Linked DNA regions of Mus musculus: region 1 is linked to region 2. A link is a loop called in an ENCODE intact Hi-C map of the cell type or tissue named here. Cell type or tissue: heart. All regions are shown on one strand. Each heading gives the region's core, and the rest is flanking DNA. Links, peaks and the distances in the headings are about the cores only.

The links. Peaks named below come from ENCODE experiments on the same cell type or tissue, not always from the same donor. Only the 100,000 strongest peaks of a DNase experiment are listed, where the experiment ranks them.
Region 1: it touches region 2 in a loop (4-fold over the local background); 5 of 42 quality-filtered maps call a loop at or near these places.

What each region holds. Positions count from the first base shown.
Region 1 is chr13:3,662,384-3,667,773 of GRCm38, forward strand. No RefSeq gene overlaps it. Among named protein-coding and RNA genes, the nearest start is that of Asb13, 31 kb to the left of the region's middle. In heart, for the core only: a CTCF peak has its summit at 3,165 (motif pointing right); a DNase peak (open chromatin) is centred at 3,208; H3K4me3 peaks cover 270 bases.
Region 2 is chr13:4,278,554-4,283,943 of GRCm38, forward strand. Akr1c12 (aldo-keto reductase family 1, member C12) reads right to left here and starts at 846. Exons shown (of 9, transcript NM_013777.2): 1 at 720-846. The coding sequence starts at 803. In heart, for the core only: a CTCF peak has its summit at 3,135 (motif pointing left); no DNase peak of the experiment used is centred there.

The sequences.
Region 1 (5,390 bases), core at 231-5,230, 620 kb before region 2:
ACACTTTGATATGGATGAAAATGGACTCATGCACACCCTCCCCAGGAGTTCTGCAAGGAGTAGGTTTAAGTGTAGGTCTATGGTTTTAGGGGCTGGTTTAAGTAGGTCTCTGGTTTTAGGGGCTGAATTGTAATTTCTGATACAATCTGAACACTTCTTCAATATCCATGTGAACACAGTGTAAGGGGAAATCTTGATTGTCAACTTGTATGGATTTGGAGTGACCTAGGAGAAACACCCTCGCTGAATGTGGGCGTCATCAGCCTGTGGACTGATTAAACATAGAAAGTAAGCATCAGCCTTCATCCTTCATCTCTACTCGCGTCTTGACCTTAAGTTGCTGTGCCATGCCTTCTCTGCTACGACGGATTGAATCCACTCACACTGTGAGCCAAAATAAATTCTCTCATGCTGTTTCTTGTTAGCTACATGGTTGCAGCAACACAAAAGTTATATACATGCATCCATGTGTGTGTGTGTGTGTGTGTATTTTTATAAGAACAATAGGGCAGGGCAGTGGTGGCACATGCCTTTAATCCCAGCACTTGAGAGGCAGGGGCAGGCGGATTTCTGACTTCGAGGCCAGCCTGGTCTACATACAGAGTGAGTTCCAGGACAGCCAGGGCTACACAGAGAAACCCTGTCTCAAACAAACAAACAAACAAACAAACCCTCCCCCCAAAGAACAAAAACAAAAACAAAAACAAAAAAAGAACAATAGGTGCCCAGGCATACACTGCCTGGTCTATAGTTCACTCTGAAAAGACTTTAGTGGGCATAGACGCTTCTTAGCTACAAGGAAATCCTTTCTTTTTCTGGGCTCAGCTGATTGACAATTCTGGCGCATCTCCTTAGACGATCCCTGAAGAATCAGTTCCCTTCTGGGTCTCCATGGGCATGGCTTGTAAATATATCCAAAGCACCTGGCTTTTGGATTCATGACAGTCACACTCATACTTGACTCTAATAATTTTCTTTCTTTCTTTTAAAAAAAAAGATTTATTTATTATTATATCTAAGTATACTGTAGCTGTCTTCACATGCATCAGAAGATGGCATCAGATCTCATTATGGATGGTTGTGAGTCACCATGTGGTTGCTGGGATTTGAACTCAGGACCTTCAGAAGAGCAGTCGGTGCTCTTAACCACTGAGTCATCTCTCCAGCTCTCTCTAATAATTTTCTTTTTTTTTAATATTTATTTATTTTATGTATATGAGTACACACTGTAGTTGTACAGATGGTTGTGAGCCTTCATGTGATTGTTGGGAATTGAATTTAGGACCTCTGCTTGCTCTGGCCAACCCCACTTTCTCCGACCCAAAGATTTATTTATTATTATAAGTTCACCATAGCTGTCTTCAAACACACCAGAAGAGGACATCAGATCTCATTATGGGTGGCTGTGAGCCACATGTGGTTGCTGGGATTTGAACTCAGTACCTTTGGAAAATAAGTCAGTGCTCTTACCCACTGAGCCATCTCAGCAGCCCTCTCTAATAATTTTCTAATGAGCCTTTTGAGGTATTCACACATGAAGTGCTTTGTGGTTGGGAGCCAGGTTCTGTGTACCACCGTCCCCAAATCCTTTCCCCAGCCCATGGCCTGGCTCCCCAAAGGTGTTTGCTGAGAGGAGGAGGGTAGCAGGAAGTGGTTCTTGTGGTCCCTGCCTATACCTGCCATGTGGGAGGCAGCTTACTTATCCTTACGAGACTTCTTTCTGAATCCTACACATGCTCCCCATATAACACAGGCCCCAGCATCTCAGCAGCCTTTTTCTGCCATTCTCCAGATAGACCCAGCTTTGATATTGGATGGTTGGTGGGGTGCTGTGGAGATGCCAAGGTGTCCAAAGGTTCCTACACAGAGAGGGTTCCCAACCACACCATTTCTGGGGTCGATTGGTAAAGGTTTCAGCAGTATTTGAAATCTGGAATCTAAATTTTAGCCACATTGTGGGGTTGAGGGATGAATAAGTAACTGTTCTGAGTTGGTTGAAACCCAGGGCAATGAGGATGTCTGGCAGAGGGCCATGGACTTTGTGAGCCCAGCCTGCCTGCAGAACAGGGTCATAGACCCTATAGTTCCCTGTCTCAGTCCAGAGTCAGCAAGGTTAGAAACAGAGTAACGTTTAGAACAGGACCTGGCCACCTGGGTCTCTTGTTTCTTCTCCAGACTCTCACTGCCATCTGCCAGTGCCAAGGACTTCCATGGCTGCCTTAGGGAAAGTTCAGTGCCAAGGCATACCGCTCCCTGGGCCCTCCTCCCTCGTGTCTGGCTGATGATGACCACATCCCTTTGCAGACCCAGCACAATCACCTGCAGTCACTGAGAATAGCAGTTACAAACCCTCGGGTTGGTTTTCTCTTTTTCCTTTATTTCTTATTGTTTCTTGGGTGGACACTGAGCCGTGAACAGCCATGGAAGTCCTTGGCACTGGCAGATGGCAGTGAGGGTCTGGAGAAGAAACAAGAGACCCAGGTGGCCAGGTTCACTACGTAGTTATGTACCCAGAAAAGATCCCATGCTCCAGTGGACAGTCCCAAGCTAATGGTCACAAGATGGTTAAACACAACGGGTCACTAAGCAAACCCAAAAGTCATGAATCTAGGAAAGGGACAGATGGGGGAGCAGTTTGGCTGAGTCAAGGAATCACTCTAAAATATTGTCAGCCAACAGTTAAGCACAAATTTGTGATCCTGAGTTGTCAATATGCACACATTTTCTGTTTTCTTTCTGTCTGTCTGCCTTCCCTTATATATATACATATATACTTAGATATAATTTATACAATATATTATATATAATGTATAATATATAATGCATACCTATATATTAAATTTATAAAGTTATCTTATATGTTATAAATTATATTAATTATAATATTCATATGTTAATTATATATTAAATATACATTTAAATGTAGGAGTTCTCTGTCTTCGTCTACATCTACTTCTGCATCTACACCTACATGCCAGAAGAGGGCATCAGATCTCTTTATAGGTGTCGTAAGCTACCATGCGGTTGGGGGTGGGTGGGTTTGACCTCAGCACCTCTGAAAGAGTAGTCAGTGTTCTTAAGCACTGAGCCATCTCACCAGCCTGCACAAGAGTTTCTTAATGATTTTGGCCATGCTCTGAAGGACAGGCGGCCCAGACCTTAATTTGTAGCCAGTTTGCTGTTCAAACATTTGGCCACATGGAGGCACCAAAGCACCAGTCTGGTCAAAGTACCCTCCTGTCTGTCAACTCATGGGAACTGGTAGCTGGGGTTCTCGAAGTTGCTTGGGCCTGCTGGTGTTCTTCAGATGTCCCTCACTGCTGTCCAGTTAATAGTCCATGCAACCTCTATGGCTCTGGGACAACGGATACAGTTGCGTCCTAGTAGTTGGAGGTGGACAGAGATCTCATGTCATAACTGAGCTAATTGACTTTAGGAGAGTATTACCTCCACGGCCATTAGACTATTTACTTGAAATACTAAGGGTTCAGATAAGGGACACTTTCTGTTCTCGGGGTTCTGTTTTTGTCTTTTGTTTTTTTAAAATGAAATTTAAATTTCGAGACATTCCCCCAGCTTTGTAGAACTACAATTGACAACATCCTGTAAGGTTTAGGGGTACAATGTGATATTGTGGTATGTACCTGCTGTGCAATGATCACTACAGCTAAAGTAGATATTGTGTCTGGTGTGGTTGGGAACCCCTTAGGAAGACTCAGCCAACTTCAAGGTTACAACACATGGTTCTTAACTATAGTCACCAGGCTGTGCTTCAGTGCTCAGGGGGCTCGTTCATTCCGTGTAATGGGATTTTTTCACACTTTGGCTAATTCAGTGTGCATGTGTGTGTGTGCATGGGTGTTTATCAGTCAGTCAGTCTGTCTGTGCACGTGTATGTGTGTGCATGTGTGTGTGTCAATCTATCAGTCTGTTTCTCTGTGTGTGTGCATGTGTGTATGTGTATGTGTGCACGTACGGTGTGCTTGTGCGTGTGTCTGTCTGTGTGCATGTGAATGAGCCTAGAGTATTGATCCTCAATCATTGCCTATGTTTTTCATTTAATTTAATTTTAGTTTTATGTATATGTGTGTGCACATCCATATGTGCCAAAGCCTGAGGAGGTCAGAAGGGGCATCAGATCTCCTGGAACTGAACTTACAGAAGGTTGTGAGCTGCCGTGTGGGTTCTAGGCGAGCACAGTAAGTACTCTTAACATTTGAGCCATCTCTCCAGCTCTTCCATGTTAGCTTTTGATACAGTGCCTCTCCCTCATCCTGGAGCTCTTAACATCTGGGCTGCCTCTCCAGCTCTTAGCTTTTAATACAGTGTCTCTTCCCCATCCTGGATCTCCAACTGGGATAGGCTATTGGTTCACTGAACCCCAGGGATCCTCTGTCTCTGCCTTTCCAGTGCTGGAATTCAGTGTGTAATTATAGCCAGATTAGAAAAGGTTTATTTTTTATTACTTTTAGTTGTGTGTATGCATAACTAATATGAGTGTGTCTGTGTGTAGGCATACACATGTGATTAGAGACACAAGCAGTGGCCAGAAGCATTGGTTTCTCATGAGCTAGAATTATAGGTGGTTCTAAGTTGCCTGATATGTGTGCAGGGACTGCAACTCAGGTCCTCTGGAAGAGAGGGATGTTCTCTTAACTGCTGAGCCATCTTTCCAGCCTCCAATTCAGATTTTAGTCCTGCAGGAAATAGGCCAGGGCTGAGCTTCTGGTTCACAGAACCTCTGGGTTCTGATACCTGTTTGGCCTTTCCCTTGCCTGTGCGACTTTAGGGAAATCACTACCTTTGTCTATTGCTAGCCCTTTTCTGTTGGTGTGCCATCAACCTGTCTGAGAAAATATAGTCTGTTCCAAGCCTGTGAGCCGAGAAAGGCCTTCCATTGGAGTCTGTTTTGGGGGATGGTAGTCGGAGATGACATCAGTCAGAGATCTGAAGTTTCCAGAAGTTTTGCTCTAGGGGTCAAGTTGAAGTGGTTGGAAATAAGGGTGGGAGGGTGGCTGAGTTTTGGTAGGGAAAATATTCAGACCAGAACAGACCAGAATAGAGATCTGTCTGGACACAGATTCCACACATTCCTTGTAACAGCACAACAGGCCAACGATACAACAGAAACTCTAGGTGGCTCTGTTCGGGCACCTTCAACCCTTCCCTGGCAGATGAGCAACCTTTCATGTAAAGTGCCTTTTACATGGGCTGGAGTGATGTCTCAGTGTTTAAGAGCCCTGGCTGCTCTTGAAGAATACTTGGGGTCAATTTCCAGCACCCACACAGGGGCTAACAACCTTGTGAAACTCCAGTCCCAGAGTTTCTGACACCACCCTCTTCTGGCTTCCAGGGGCACTACATGCGCATGGTGCACAGACATGCATGCA
Region 2 (5,390 bases), core at 158-5,157:
AATCTGTGAAGCATGGATACAGGAAAAGCATAGTGCCCAGAATTGTTAGGTGATGGGTCTGTCACTTTAAGCCTGGAGCTCACAGCCAAGTTCTCTCTTAGAGCTGATGGGCTTTGGATGGGAACAGTAAACTCACAAGCAGGCCTAGGCCAGAAAAGTAAATCCAAGAAAAAAAAACAAAACCAAAACCAAAAAAACAACAAAAAGGACACAGCCACATCCTGCCAAGCCCAGATTCCCTAGCTGACAGCAAGAATAACAGGGAAGATAAGCAAACATTTTCCCTGTCTCTGTAGTCACTGACTGAGTAATAGCAAGTATCCCAGTGCCACTGAGGCATGTACCCAAGAGCTTCAATATATGCTACACTATCAACTGCCACCAGGGAAAAATGTCTTTAGAGTTTAGCCTTTCCTATGTTCCCTATAAGCATGCCTCCCTATGGACTGACCAGGAACACGGATCTTTTTCCCAGAAAAAAAGCAAGCATGTTTATAGACCCCGTTCTTTTGCCTGAATCCTCATGCACCCTCCCATGGAACCAGCTCAGTCTCTTACCCATAGCCACCAATTACAGCTGTTACTGTAACCTCTATTTAATAAGAAAAGTCAACAAGTGGGGACACAATCAGACACCGATGCAGGGCAAATCTAACTATCTGCTCTCTTGTACATAGATTAGCTCTAGCCTGGAGATACTGAGAATTCTGTATTCTTACCTCCTTGGGTTTATAGGTGCCAAAGCCCAGGGCAGGAATTAAGTGGCCATCGTTTAGTTTGACATAGTGCTGTTTGGAGCTCATTGTCTCTCACTCCCCTGGCTAAGCACTTCCTGAGTCTTCTGTTGCCCTGAAGCGGAAGTGGGTAAACATTGTATATCAACTTCCTGTCAAATGGTTAGCAAGGGACATTCCCTTTCTGAAAGTTAGCCATGCCTACTCACTGGCTAATGTTTAACTATCTGCTATCCAGCTAATGATTAATCAGTGCTACTGTCTAGCTAATGGTTAACAGTACTGTTGTGTGCCTACTGTTTAAATACTACTATCGTCTCTCTAATGGACACCAACTCAAGGGAGGAGTCAGAAATTTAAAGCAGTATTCCACAAATAAGAACGCAAGCCACTCATTTTCATATGATGGATGAATTTCAAATAAAGTACTATATAATGATAAAGCATTTGTTTTCTGTGTTTTTTCTCTTGTTTATCTCATATATTATATATTATTAGAGAAGAGATTAATTGGATAATTTTGATACTGAAGACATTTATTTTCATTTGGCCAGTATGAAGCCTCTACTTGATCATGCATCACTGAAAATAATGATCTACTGCATACCATACAACATAATTAGCAAAGAAGCCACAATTGAGTTCTTAAAATGATAGGGACACACTCCCCTCACAATATTTCAACCCAAAAATTGCCCTATCTACAAGAAATATCAGGACAAAGATGAAAGAGGGACTAAGGGAATGGCCAAGGAATACCCGGTGCAACTTGAGACCTATCACATGGGCAAGCACCAATCCCTGACACTATTAACGATACTCTGTTATGCTTGCAGATAGGAAGCTAGCATAATTGACCTCTGAGAGGCTTAATCTAGCATCTGAGTGAGACAGATGCAGAGGCCCACAGACAAACATTGGATGGAGCTCAGGCACTCTTGTGATTATTTGTGTGGGGGAGAATTGAGCATCCTGAAGGGGGTAGAAATCCTATATTAAGATCAACAAGGCCAACTAATCTGGACCCTTGGGGGGCTCTCAGAGATTGAACTACCAACCAAAGAGTCTGGCTAGACCTATCCCCCTCCCCCCACATATGTAGTAGTTGTTCAGCTCCATCTTCATGTGGGTCCCCCCAATAACTAGAGCAAATCTATCCCTAAAGGTTTTTTGTGGAATCTGTCCCCCCAACTGGGTTACCTTCTCTCACTTCAGTAGGAAAGGATGCACCTAGCCTTGCAAAAACTTGATGTGCCTGGGTCGGGGGATATCCAGGATACATCCACCCTCTCAGAAGCGAAAGGGAGGGGAAAGGGACTTTGCAAAGGACTGAGGGTACTGTAGTGTGGTCCAGGGGCAGAGTCAGCAGTCAAGATGTAAAGTGAATATGTAAATTATTTACTGAAAAAGAAAAACCTCATGAACTGAATTTAGTCTTCTCAGAATTTTATTTAAAAAGTAATCAACAATTAAAGTTGAAAAGTTTAAACGTTTTGAAATTTCTCCCTGCAATTTTTTCCTGAATTTTTTTATTGTCACTGATAGAATTGTGACCCTGAAATACACAGTAAAGGGGACAGCACAGAATAGTGCTTAGTGGTTGAAAAACAAATGGCAGTTACTGGATTTTTTTTCCTGCACCATGACTTAAACATTTCTGACACATTCATTTCATAGACAAGTTTAATATATTTGCTTCAAATGTTACATATTTCTGTATGTATGCTGAGTGTATCAGAAAAATGTGTCTAATCACTTGGGGATATAGTAACCAGCAATTCATGTGAGATCCAGCTTTCTATATGAGTGCTGGGATACAAACCCTGGTCCCATGAATTCATAGCAACCACTCTTAACCACTGGACCATTTCTTCAGTCCCTGATTTTAGATAACCATAAATAAGATGCTAAAATGCAGATTAATATTTATAGCTTATGTCTTTGTTCAACACTCATTAAAGAACTAAATTGAATGAGATTTAGAGTGGGAGAATAAATTTAAAGTATTGGTGAAATAGTTTTTTTATTCCATTAAGCCTAGAATGCATAGATTTCCACTAAAGCAGAACATATGGGACAGGAATACATAATAATTTTTAATGTCAAGTTGTCATTTCATGTGCATTAAATAACAGGTCAGGCTGAAATTTGTAAAACTTCATTCTTTTTCAAAGAAACAATTAATGATGATTAATAACTTTTCTGTATGCTTTCCAATATTCTAGAATTAATATCTATCAACTTGGAGTCTGAAGAAGTTGTTTACTAGGAAGTATATGAGCGGACAGAAGAGATTCCTTGGCTCTTAAGAGCATTATCTATCTTCGTGGTCTAAGCTTCCATACCAGAAACTTCTTCCTGGCTCACAAAATTCTATTATACAGGGACCTGATGCCCTCTTCTGGCTTCCATAAGTAGTACATGCATGTGGTTAACAGACACGGGCAGGCAAAATACCTATTCACATAAAAATACATCATCCTAACCCCCCCTAAAAAAAAGTCGACCTCAAATTTGTCTTGCCTAAAATAAGTGCAGGAACAGAGATAGAGCAGAGACTGAGGAAATATCCAACCTATGTCTGGCCTAGGTTGAGACTCATCCCATGGGCAAGCACCAATCCCTGACACTATTCATGATACTCTGCTATGCTTGCAGATAGAAGCCTAGTAGAGCTGTCCTCTAAGACGCTTCATCCAGCTTGGTGCTCAGGGTGTTTTGTGGAAAAGTTGTGGGGAGTATTGAGAGACTCAGAGAGGATAGGGCCTGTATAAGAAGATCAACAGGGTCAACTGACCTAAAACCTTAGTGGCTTCCAGAGACTGAACCACCAATCAGAGAGCAAGTCTGGCTGGAATCTAGACTGTGCCTACACATATATAGCAGATGTGCAGCTTGGTCTTCATGCAGGTGCCCCAACAACTGTAGCAGGGACCGTCCCTGACTGTTGCCTACCTGTGGACCCTGTTCTCCTAATTGAGCCACCTTGTCTAGCCTCAGTGGGAGAGGATGCATTTAGGCCTGCAGTGACTTCATGTGTCAGTGTGGATTAATGTACATGACGGAGCTGCTGCTTTCTCATGGGAGAAGGGGAGGAGGTAGGGGTATGCACTAAATGAGGGTAGACTGGGAGAAGGGTGTAATTTGCAATCAGTGTGTAAAGTGAATAAATAAAGTAATGAACAAAAATAAATAGATAAGTAGTAGCATTTTAAAGAACTATCAAAAAGTATCAATTATATTTCATTTGTGCCTAGCTTCCATCGTGCAGTTTATCTGTGAGATCCACTAATGTGACTGAAAGCATCTACAGTTCATTCCAATGATTGCTTAATAATGTTGCATTTGTTTACAAGTACGCCACATGTCAATTAGACCCTCCCCCGCTGATGGAAATTTAAGCTATTCCACTTTCTGCACACATAAAAATCCTTTCTTATGGTATCATGATACACCTTTTGATTGTCATGGGATAGATAGATAGATAGATAGATAGATAGATAGATAGATAGATAGATAGATAGATGATAGACTATAGTTTACTGTGGGAGTTGATATGGATATTTCATATCTCCTATAGGACCCAATCTTAAATGCCATTACCAAAAGCCCCAAATGCCACACCACATGATTCTGTGCTACCAATTCCAATGTGGTGAACGTGGAGAGTTTTAATGAATAAAGAATCAAATACTGAAAACAGGAGCAGGTCTGTCCAGGAGAGACAAGACTTCAGTGGCAATCTCTCTCCTATGGGAGCACGTGTCATGTCTGATTCACAGCCATGCTTCTCTCCTCCAAGTGCTACCAGGGTGAGAAAGGAGAGTATTACAGTTAGGATCTGAGTTGAAGCTCTTGCAGGGTCTGGCTTTTCCACTTACACTGCTTGGTAACCCCCAGCTGATCCCAACCCTTATTGGTTTGGATGATTCCTTTACTTAGGTAAGAACCTTAATGATTCTGACTCTTCCCTGTATCTTCTCAATGATCAAAAGGAACAAGTCTATGGCTGGAATGGAGTCCTATAATGTTCATGTGACATGAACATTATTATTTTTTTAATGCAGATGTTTCAAATACTTGCTTAGTACTGCATCTTTTGCAGGTTAACATGGAGAGGCTTTGGGAAGAGTGAGAAGAACTGGCATTCGGAGGAAAACATCCAGGTCACAGTACAGCCTTTGTGTTGCCGTATGACCTGACCACAGTAGTTCCTTACTGAATAATAAGAAGGTATATGCTTGTATACCTTCATTTGTATTCTTCACCTTGGAGTTAGAATAGGTTGCACAGTGCAATTCTGTTGTGAATAATGACTGTGCACCTATCCCCTACCCCCAAAATTAGTACTCTAAAGGCAGAGATAGAATGACACCTGGAGCTGGTTGGCCAATCAGCCTGGCCTCGTTTAGAGGCTCCAGGCCAGTGAGAGCTGATCAAAGAAAGGTGGATAGGGCTTAAAGAATGAAAAACATGATCTATGAGGCAGGTCCTCACAGAAGAGCACACAGGCTGAAGAAGTAACAGAGCTTCTTGGACACAGTCCCTTTGGGCCTTTATCCTCAGCCAGGAAGTGGAGCTGATCCTCAGTCCTCTATGTGCCAGTCTTGCCAGAAGAAAGCTGGTCTCCCAGGAGTGCTGACAGAGGTTAACAGA